Regions from separate parts of the Homo sapiens genome. Here region 2 is linked to region 1. Evidence: chromatin loops called from intact Hi-C (ENCODE). Cell type or tissue: endothelial cell of umbilical vein. All regions are shown on one strand.

What was found. A loop is a pair of places that touch in the nucleus more often than their neighbours do. Peaks named below come from ENCODE experiments on the same cell type or tissue, not always from the same donor. Only the 100,000 strongest peaks of a DNase experiment are listed, where the experiment ranks them.
Region 2: it touches region 1 in a loop (2.8-fold over the local background); 16 of 110 quality-filtered maps call a loop at or near these places.

Annotation. Positions count from the first base shown.
Region 1 is chr11:132,026,174-132,031,173 of GRCh38, reverse strand. The region is part of intron 2 of NTM (neurotrimin); the gene reads right to left. Among named protein-coding and RNA genes, the nearest start is that of NTM-AS3, 130 kb to the right of the region's middle. In endothelial cell of umbilical vein, a CTCF peak has its summit at 2,348 (motif pointing right); a DNase peak (open chromatin) is centred at 2,353.
Region 2 is chr11:131,908,550-131,913,549 of GRCh38, reverse strand. NTM (neurotrimin) reads right to left here. Exons shown (of 9, transcript NM_001352005.2): 2 at 1,902-1,986. Among named protein-coding and RNA genes, the nearest start is that of NTM-AS3, 14 kb to the right of the region's middle. RefSeq lists an enhancer at 2,081-2,375. In endothelial cell of umbilical vein, CTCF peaks have their summits at 1,804 and 2,006; no DNase peak of the experiment used is centred here; H3K4me3 peaks cover 842 bases; H3K27ac peaks cover 258 bases; H3K27me3 peaks cover 478 bases.

The DNA.
Region 1 (5,000 bases):
CATATCTTTTCCCCTCCTACTGTTGGCAGGGTATACTTTCCCACCACTGTGTTTGGAGCTTGGCTCTGTGCCTTGCTTTGGCCTGCACGATGTTTGTAGACAGGATTGAGGCTTGCAATGTGCATGAGTGGCTAGCTTGTCATTTTGCGCCCTGGTGTTCCATCAACCAGGTCTGGGTGAGTAGCTGCTGGCTCCTCAGTCTGGGCCCCAGAATGAACATATGTGGAAGAAGCCTGAGCCCAATTTTCAGTCTATAGTCCTCCCAGCGAACCTACAAGTCCAAAGTGAGAAAAAATGCTATTTTGTAAGCCCATGAGTTTTATGCAGCACTATTGTGGCACTAGCTGACTAATTCAGTGATCTAGCTTCCCACTATCTCTCTGCTCTCATCTCCTGCTTCTTCTCCCTTTCTCACTCTCACTCCTGCTTTTGTTCCCTTTCTCAGAATCATATCTTCTTCTTAAGTTTCCTGATCCAAAGCATACTCCTGCCACAGGGCTTTGGCATATGAGGTTCCCTCTTCCAACTCCACAATATCCAAATGGCTTCCCTCTTCACTTCCTTCAGATCTCTACTTAAATATTATCTTAACAAAGAGGGCTTCCAAGACCACCTCTATCTCTAGTCCCATTTAAGCCCCTGGCCATGGTTTATTTTTCTCCATAGTACACCACAGTACAAATGACATATTATGCATGTATTTACTTTTTAGCCTATAGGCCAGAAAACGATTTTCATGCATAAAGTCTGGTGAGTAATTAAATAATAGGCTCCATTCTCCCTATCCTACAGCACAGTGTTTTGGTTTGGGTTTCCTAATTGTTGTATGTATATCACAAAGTGATATACGAGATGATTTTAGGAGATAATTGGACTAGCTTAGACACAAATAAAATAGTAATTAATAAATTTAATTTTATTTTAGGTGGAGTAGGTGGGGTAGGGGTTTTAGGAGTGTTTGAGGAGAGGGGTAACTAAGCTAGGCATTATGAAGCCAGACAGGGAGTGTGTTTAGGTGTAGATGGCCTCAGTTACCTACTCCACATTACAACAGAGTCACTCTGTGACTGATGTTTTCAATAATGACCTGAGTAACAAAATAAGACAAATGATAATCTCCATGTTTTGCTCAATAAGACAAAACAATAATATATTTTAGAAAAAGAACTCTATCAAAAAGGATTGCAATGTTTTAAGTTCCATTTAAAGGATGATAGCTTAGTTATATGACAAATTCATTCATGTGGAACACTGCTGATGCCTCCTAAATAAGCCTGCCCTATGTAAACACGAGGACTGGTAATGAAGGTCCTGATAATTCTTTCCTCATGAATAACAGGCAGAAATGACTTTATACCCACTCCTCGTCTCTGACTACCTCCTCCACTCCCTCCCTTATATGCTTTTCTTATTTTTCCTTCAAAAAAGTCCATTAATAAGAACAAATAGTAGTAACTATAAGCCGATGTTCACTCTATTTCCCACTTTTTCACAACTAAAGGCCCATATGATTATTTTTTGACTGATGGACTATGTGGACTGAATTTGTTAAGTGATAATTATTGGAGCAAACACCTTCCAGCTTCCATTAAAGCACCTAAACAGGCTGGAGTCATCATCATCATGCTTTTCACATGAAAAGGAAAAAGCTGACCAAACCGAAAGTCAACAACTCTTGGATGAAGCTGGAAACCATCATTCTCAGCAAACTATCGCAAGGACAAAAAACCAAACACCGCATGTTCTCACTCATAGGTGGGAACTGAACAATGAGAACACATGGACACAGGAAGGGGAACATCACACACCGGGGCCTGTTGTGGGGTGGGGGGAGGGGGGAGGGATAGCTTTAGGAGATATAACTAATGTTAAATGACGAGTTACTGGGTGCAGCACACCAACATGGCACATGTATACATATGTAACTAACCTGCACATTGTGCACATGTACCCTAAAACTTAAAGAATAAAAATAAAAAAAAGAGATCCTCAGAGATGTCACAGAGCAAAACACTGCCCCTAAATTGGAAAAGACAGGTGGATACAGAGAATCACAACTTATAAGAGCAGAAGCCCAGTAGCAAAAAAACAAAACAAAACAAAAAAAAAAACCCACACCAACCAACCATACAACCCTCTACGGGAGCCAGTATCAGGATAGAAAAACTAAAATGGAACTGATGAGTTGCTGGAGGTTCAGTGTGCACAAGTCTTAGGGGTCAAAACATGAGAGCTCCAGACTTTGGGAGACTCCACACTTCAATAGGAGCCCTAGGAGGTTCAAGAGCCCTAGGAGGTTCTCACAGTAAGGATCAAAGAAAAATCCCCTCATGCATCCAGCAGGGGGAGAGCAAAGGCAGCCATTTTGAAATATGACACATGCATCCTGTTCTTATGAAGGCCTGCCCTCAATAGAAATTATATTACCAGAGCCTAATGATGCAGGGAAGGGAAAATACCCAACTGCAGCCCCTTCTACACTTCCTGTCTCACCTGAGCGGGGGAAGAAAAGCAACCCTGAGACACACTTGTGAAGCTCACGGCGCAGGGGCACAGGCTTAGTAAAATACTGAGGCCTACTCATGGCTCTATAGAAGATTTCCCTCCCCCCACACCCATGGTCACATCCATAGGAGTAGCTCATCATAACAAGAGGGGAATGGAAATGAAAGAATTCTGTATCTCAGATGGTATTTGAAAATAAATTTCTAGGGACAACAGGGAAATCAAAAACAAGAACACCAGAGGAAACTTTAACCTCTGACACAGTTACAACAAGCAATAATTACAGCTTGATCCCTAGCCAGAAACATAAAACTTTAAACTAAAAATCTATTTACTCCAGTTTCTTTTACCCCAGTATATCATGTCTGGCTTTAAAGATAAAAGTACCACCAGCATACTATAAGACGAAAAAAAAAAAAAAAACCAGCTGGAAGAAACAGAGTAAGCATCAGAACAGGCTCAGATATCGCAGAGATGTTGGAATTATCAGATTGAGGATTTAAAGTAACTATGAATAATATGCTAAGAGTTCTAATGGAAAAAGCAGACAACTTGCAAGGACAAATGGGGAATGTAAGCAGAAAATGAAAACTGTAAAAAAGAATTCAAAAGAAGATGGTAGAAATAAAAAAAAAAATCAACAGAAATGAAGAATGCCATGGATCAATAGACTGGATATGGCCAAGGAAAAACCAGTGAACCTGAAGAATATCAATAGAATCTTCCAAACCTGAAATTTGAAGAGAAAAACTGAAAAAAATGGAACAGAATATCCAACTACAAAAGGAAGTGTAATATACATGCAATGGGATTACTAGACGTAGATGGGAGAAAGAAGCAGAAAAAATGTTTGAAGCAATAATGACTGAGAATTTCCAAAAATTTATGACAGAAACCAAACAACAGTTTCAGGATGCTCAGAGAACACTAATCAAAATACCAAAAAACTACACCTAGGCATATCTTATTCAAACTGCAGAAAATCAAAGACAGGCAAACTTGAGAAACTGAGGGTCGGGGAAGAGGGCTTACCAATAGAGAAGCAAGGATAAGAATTACATTGGACTTCTCTTCAGAAACCATGCATACAGGAAGAGGAGCGTCGAGTGAAATATTTAAAGTATTAAAACTAAAGAACCACCAATCTAGAATTCTGTATCCAGCAAAATTATTCGTCAAAGGTGAAAGAGAAATTAAGACTTTCTCAGACAATCAAAAGTTGAGGGAATTTGTTGCCAGGATACTTGCCTTGCAATAAATGTTAAAATATGTTCTTCAGAGAAAATGAAAATGATATCGTTAAGAAATTCTGATCTACATAAATTGATCGTTATTTCCCCATTTTTATTTATCAGGGATTCCTCTATCAATCAGAGATTCAGATCAGCATAAGACAATCAGCACAAATTCATCAGTTGTTGTAGTTCCAGCCCAAGGCAAAGAAACTTGAAATTTCATATATCATGTGGGGCCACAAAAGGGGAAAAGGAAAAGGATCATCAGGGCTTTTGAAATGGAGACAAGAGTTGGACCATCAGGGATCTATGGTATGGACAGTCAGTAAACTCTGCTTTTTGTTTGTTTTTCAAGCCTTGTACTAAATTGGGATAATTCTCAGGATGAGTTTCTTTTGTAAGTTTCATGCCCAATTTGCTATGAATAATTCAGGAAGCAGTAGCGTAGACAAGGTCTACAAAATACAGAGGTCCACATCTAATAACCAGGAAATGGGTGTCGGAAGGACAGAAGGAACATGAGGATAGAAACAATGGTCTTGTAACTGCTGACTGCATCCTAAAGTCATCTATTTGCTCTCTTTATTTCTAGCCTGCCTGCTTTGTTCAAACCAGTCCCACAATCCTCAATACCGTTCCCTTCTTGCAAAGTGAGAAGAGAGAAACAATTGCCTTTCCCCAACACTTCTCCTCCAATCAAAACCCAAGTTAAAACTGAACAAACAAAACCACAGCAAAAATAATTGTCTTGTTCTCAACACCAATTGCTGCAGATAATATCTGTGAATTGTCAGCATTGGAACCTAGTAACACTCACCAACACACACTAGAATTTTCTTCAGCACATTTAGCACCATATGAAAGCAGATGACAAAGCTATTGTAGATAAAAAACCAGTAGAAGGAAAAAAAATACCTCTGATGAAAATACAAGAAAAAGCAGATGACTCTACATTCTGGGTACCTCTGGAACCTAAAAAGAGCTTCTTGAACATGATCTGGCAGTGACCTGACAGCCAGGGATGTCTCATATAAGTGGACCCCAGGATGGTTTACATACGTGACTATTTGTACTCCTGATGAATGATACTTTTCTGAAAGGTGGAAAGCCAGGGGCATTTAACAGCTGCTTAGCAAGACTTCCTGATCATGCGGGGCAAGATGTTAACCCAAAGAATACACTAAGCTCTTACTGCCAGGGAAATACATTAGCAGTAGGAATATTATCGGTATTAGCAATAATTATAATAATTATGAGCAT
Region 2 (5,000 bases), 120 kb after region 1:
TTTCAAAAAGAAGCTCCTCCTAAATCAGGCCTGTCCCGTGATTCAGCCTCTGCTGAATGCAGCCACCCTCTGGACAGTCCTGACTTTGATAAGCCTTGAAGACTACCTTCTGGAGACCAGATTCTGGCCTGGTCTCTGTCTGCCAGGACCCACTTCCTGTTTATTTATCTTCAAGTCTCTACAGAGCTACCTTACACCTTTTCCTTGAAAAAAAAAATCCCATTTATATCTAAAATGTTCCCCATTCAGAATGTCTCTGTCCCTGGGAGGCCCTCCTTGCAGCCAAGGACTAGGGACAAAGAGGGCATCCAGAGAACAAGCATTTCTTGAACAAGAAAATTTCCTTGATTATTACTGCTCTAGACATTTATTTTTGGTTTTTTATTTAAGTAGTCTGAAATCACTGCATATTTGTAACTCCCCTGAAATCCATTTTTAAAGCAGATACACAATCATTTCTGAGTGGGGGAAGGAAGTTGCTTTATTTTTGCTCAGAAGAGTGGAAGAGGTGGGTCTCGTGAGCCAACAAATAACTAGGAGTTCACCAGAGCCATGAGGTTAAGCTTTGCCTAGACAAAGGATCACTGGATGCTTGTAGCCCTGCACGGGTCCCTAAATTACACACTTCCTTTGGCAATGTCCTGATAACTCAGCTCTGTATTGACATTGCCTCCTCTTCACCATTTTCTATCCTATAGATATTGCCTTAAGTATACAGTCCAAAACAACCCAATCCTAGAAGAAGTCATCAGAGGGGCAAAACAGTAGACACCAGCACCAGGGTTATCTTTCCAGAAATCTTCATGTGCAAAGGACAGGAATATTGCCATGTTGCCTTGTGGTTAGTTCTGTCGCTTAGTTTGGAAAACTTTATTTAGGAGGGCAGACTAAACCAAGGAGAGGCAGGGAAATCGTTCCCATGAACCTTCTTAACGTCCACCTCATGCTTATTCTCTTATAAAATCCCAGAGAATAAAATTTCCCATCGCAATCATTAAGTGTTTTGCCCGCATATGAGAGGTGTGGTTTATCAACACTGGAAATTCAGTTAGCGTTTCTGCAGGCAAGGTAATCAGGGAGATAGAATCATTCTACCTTACACAAAGCATAACCAAGATTCTTCTTCTTCTCCTCCCCCAGTGCCTGTAAGCCTTAACCCCAGAAGCCAATCAGGACCCAACCCAACACTGAAACCTAGTTTCTCTTCAGTAGACGAGTTTTGCATGTACCGTTTTGGTGGAGAGCAGGAACAGAACACAGTTCACTACAGTAAATGCCATTTTCCACGGACAAATCAGACTCCATGACTTGGGCCTCAGAAAGCCACGTTCAGACAGGAGAAAGCATCTCTGTCTGCCCACCAGCTCACGGCATGAAGGCACCCCAGGAAAGCCCGGGCACAGTCAGGCCCAGGACAAAGCAGCGGCTCTCCCAGAGTGCAGGAGCCAGGGCTGGCAAAGCCCTATGGCATGGGCGAGTGGGGGCATTCACTCCAAGCCAGACCCCTCCTTTGGGGCTCATTAACTTCAGAGAAGACTGCTCGCGGGGAGCCCCTCCAAGCCCCCTGTCACCACGGCCACCAGGCTCAGGCACAGACAGTGCCAGGCACAAGTCCCTCAATCTCGGCGACCACCTGGTCCAGCCACCCCTCACCTTTAACAAGTGCCTGAGCCGCAGAGGCCAGTTTTTGGGAAAAAGCTCACCGCCAGAACCTCTGAGCCTTTCCCTACGACTGCCACATTCCCGGGCAGAGCCCCCAGCGCAGCCATAAATTGTGCAGCCCAGGGAACCAGCGACCTCTCCGCCAACCCAGGCACGCCTCAGTGCACACACCTGCACCCCTGCCCCTTACCCCGACCCCATACAAACCATCAGTTCGCAGAACAATGTCAGCTCCCTACCTGAGGGTGGCGCTCTCCCCCTGCCGGACCGTCACGTTGTCCATAGCTTTGGGGAAGGTGGCATCTCCGCTGCGCACGGGCACTCCTGTGGGTACAAGGAACAGCAGCCTGAGAGACACGACCACGAGGCACTTCCAGGGCAGGAACAGGTACCCACAGACCCCCATTCTCGACAGCCACAACTTCCCCGAACTCCGGCAGCCGCACGGCACACGCCCCCCGGGCGAGCACAGGAAGTGGGTGGGGTGCGGAGCGAGCGCGGGGACTGAGCGGTGAACCCGCGGCGACCGGGAGGCGCGGGGAGGAGAAAAGCGCGCAGACTCCTCCGAGTCTAATATTCCTCCCCCAAATCCAGCCTCGGCTTTTGCCAGCCTCGGAAAACCGGTTCCACGGAGGACGGCCAAAGGGGGCTCCCTCCTCGCTGCTTCCGCCGGGAAGGTGGCCGAGGAGGGGGAAGCGCGCGGCAGGTGAAAGGTGTGGGCGCGTCTCAGGAGCCGCTTCTTCCCAGCGGCAGTTCAGACACGGCACTTTGGAGAGGAGTAAGCACTTTGGTACCAGAAGGGGACGGGGTGGGCTTCATCCAGCTACCCAGAGGCGGTCTGCAGTCCCTCAGTTCGAACGGGGGACATCCAACACTTTGTAAGTTTCGGAGCCGGGCTCGCCACCGGAAAACAATCGGAAACAATAGCAGATGGGAAGTGGAGCTCGCGGGAGGCGCAGGGGTGGCGCGCGGAGGAGACGGCCGCGCGGGCTTCGTGCGATCCGGGCCCGGGATCCTGCGGCAGCCGCCTCGGTCAACTTCCTCGGAGCCCAAATGCGCGCTGCGGCCGCCGCTGTCCGGCGGGGCTCGGCGGGGCAGGGGCTGCGGCGGTGGCCGAGGAGGGAGAGGCCGGGCGGCGGGAGCGGACCGCGGCGGCCCCAAGCTCGGTAGCTCGCTGGGGAAGGCGCGGCGCAGCCCGCACCGGAGCCGCGCGGACGCCAAGCTCAGCGGCCGCCCCCGGCCTCCGCGCCGCCTTCCTCCCGGGAGCAGCCCCGACGCGCGCGGGCCCCGACCGCCGGGGTTGTCATGGCAGCAGCTCCATCCCTGACCGCCACTTTCTCCCGGTGCCGCCTCGGAGCGAGCGGGCGGGCTGGCGGCGCGGACTGCGCTCTCATCCCGGCGGGAGGGCGCGGGGCGCGGGGCGCGGGCGCCCACCTTAACCCCCGCCGCGCCGGGCCCAGGCTGTGCACCAGCCCAGCCCAGGCCAGGAGTTTAACCATTTACGCGCTTCCAAATTAGGAAAAAAGACAAAGTTACCATGCAGCCTTAATCAGCCTCAGACTTGAGACATCTTAATAAGGGTCACAAACTAATTAACTGGGAAAGGAACACCCTGCAGCATGCATACATGCACCTTTAAAATGATCAGATTAATCCCATTAGCATTCAGAGTAAACTCAGAGTGTTCGGAGGATGTTTTAGAAGAACCTCATAGTTATTCAGTAGTACAGCACCCGCCCAGCAGCCCCCCACAAAGCTGCTCAAAACCCCAGAGACTCAACACTACCATTCTAGAGATCTGCCATATATAAAACAAATCCAAAATCACAGAAGCCTCTTAGTGTGCGAAACTGGAAAAATCGCATCATCAAAATGTTGGTCAAGTTCAGACACCCACTTACATTCTTTATTCTTGTTTTGTCGCCATTAAAAGATGCTGGGCCTGCAAAAGTGCTCACTTGGGTGGATGAGTGTGAGCCACTTGCTGTATTTATACAGCAGACTCCCAGGTTTCCTGGGCCTCACACTCTCGCACAGCTGATTTCATCTTTAAGAGGTGTGTTTCTCAAATTCTTGAAACCCGGGGAGAGACTGGATTTGCCTCGGTCCCTGTCACTTCTCCTCTCTGGCTGCTGCTGGTCCTCCTGTGCCTGTATTATTATTTCTCCCTTAACTTCGGCTCTGAGGGAATGGCCTGCGTTTCCTTTCCCTGGCTGGGCCTGGTTCTTGTGCAAGGGGGAAGCACAGAGCAGCTCAGCAGGCACAGTGGTGGTGACATTAATAATGCTCCCTTCTCAGGGATTCCCAGAGCCGGCCTCCAGCCCTGACCCACATTCTCCTTGGGGATGGAGAGGAGGCAACAGTGGCTTTGTTTTTCCCCTAGACTCTATCAAACACAACCAGGAAGCTTTTTGTTGTTGTTGTTGTTAACAACTGTTAAATAACAGAAAAATGGTCTTCCAAAAAGCCATCCGGTATCAAAGAGACTGAACCATTATAACTGAGTCATATAACCATAAGGGCTTCGGTACAATACTCATTCTGGCAACCTTCGAGCAGTACCAATCACTTACATGTAGATACCACGTTGGAGAGGACACAAACATTTCACCAATCAAATCTCCCTCACACTAACTATAGAGATAGGACAGAAGTAGGCTTTGGAGAAGTGGAAACCACACTCCTGGGTAACAAAGAAAGACTAAGACGGCTTGCCTTTCCATTGTCATAGTTGACTAGGACGTGCTTAGCCAGCAAGAGTGAAGCGACTTTACAGTGAATATCTCAAAATACTTTGCATTAACTCATCATTGGGCCAATTGTTCCCTCCTCTCCTCCGGTGACTTTTCTGATATTAAATTCTCAGGGAAACTCATCTGCTACTTTTGGCCACTGGGGATCATTTGATATATAACACCAAAACTATCAATCGTCAACTTATGGCTGCAACAAATGACTTTACTATCAGGAATAAACAATTACATCTGCGGGGAGCAGAAGATCTTTGTTTGTATTTTTGAAAGGAAAGGAGGAAAATTAACCTACTTTAGCACTAGTCCATTCTTGGAAGATTCTATTGTGTCTCCATTTTCCAACGGGCAATTGTGGAAACAGGAAATTGAAAAACTTCACCACGTTAAGATAAATATGATGATATACTAAAGCTGTGAGATATGTTTGCTGACTTTCAGTCTGCTGAATTTGGGCTTCGTCTCCACAAGTCAAGGGGTCACCTCTAATAATTCATCCATTCATTTCAACCATCCCTTATGCTCCTCCCTCTCAACCCCTCTTCTTAAACACATCCTCACTACAACAAGTGGAAACAAATGCTAGTC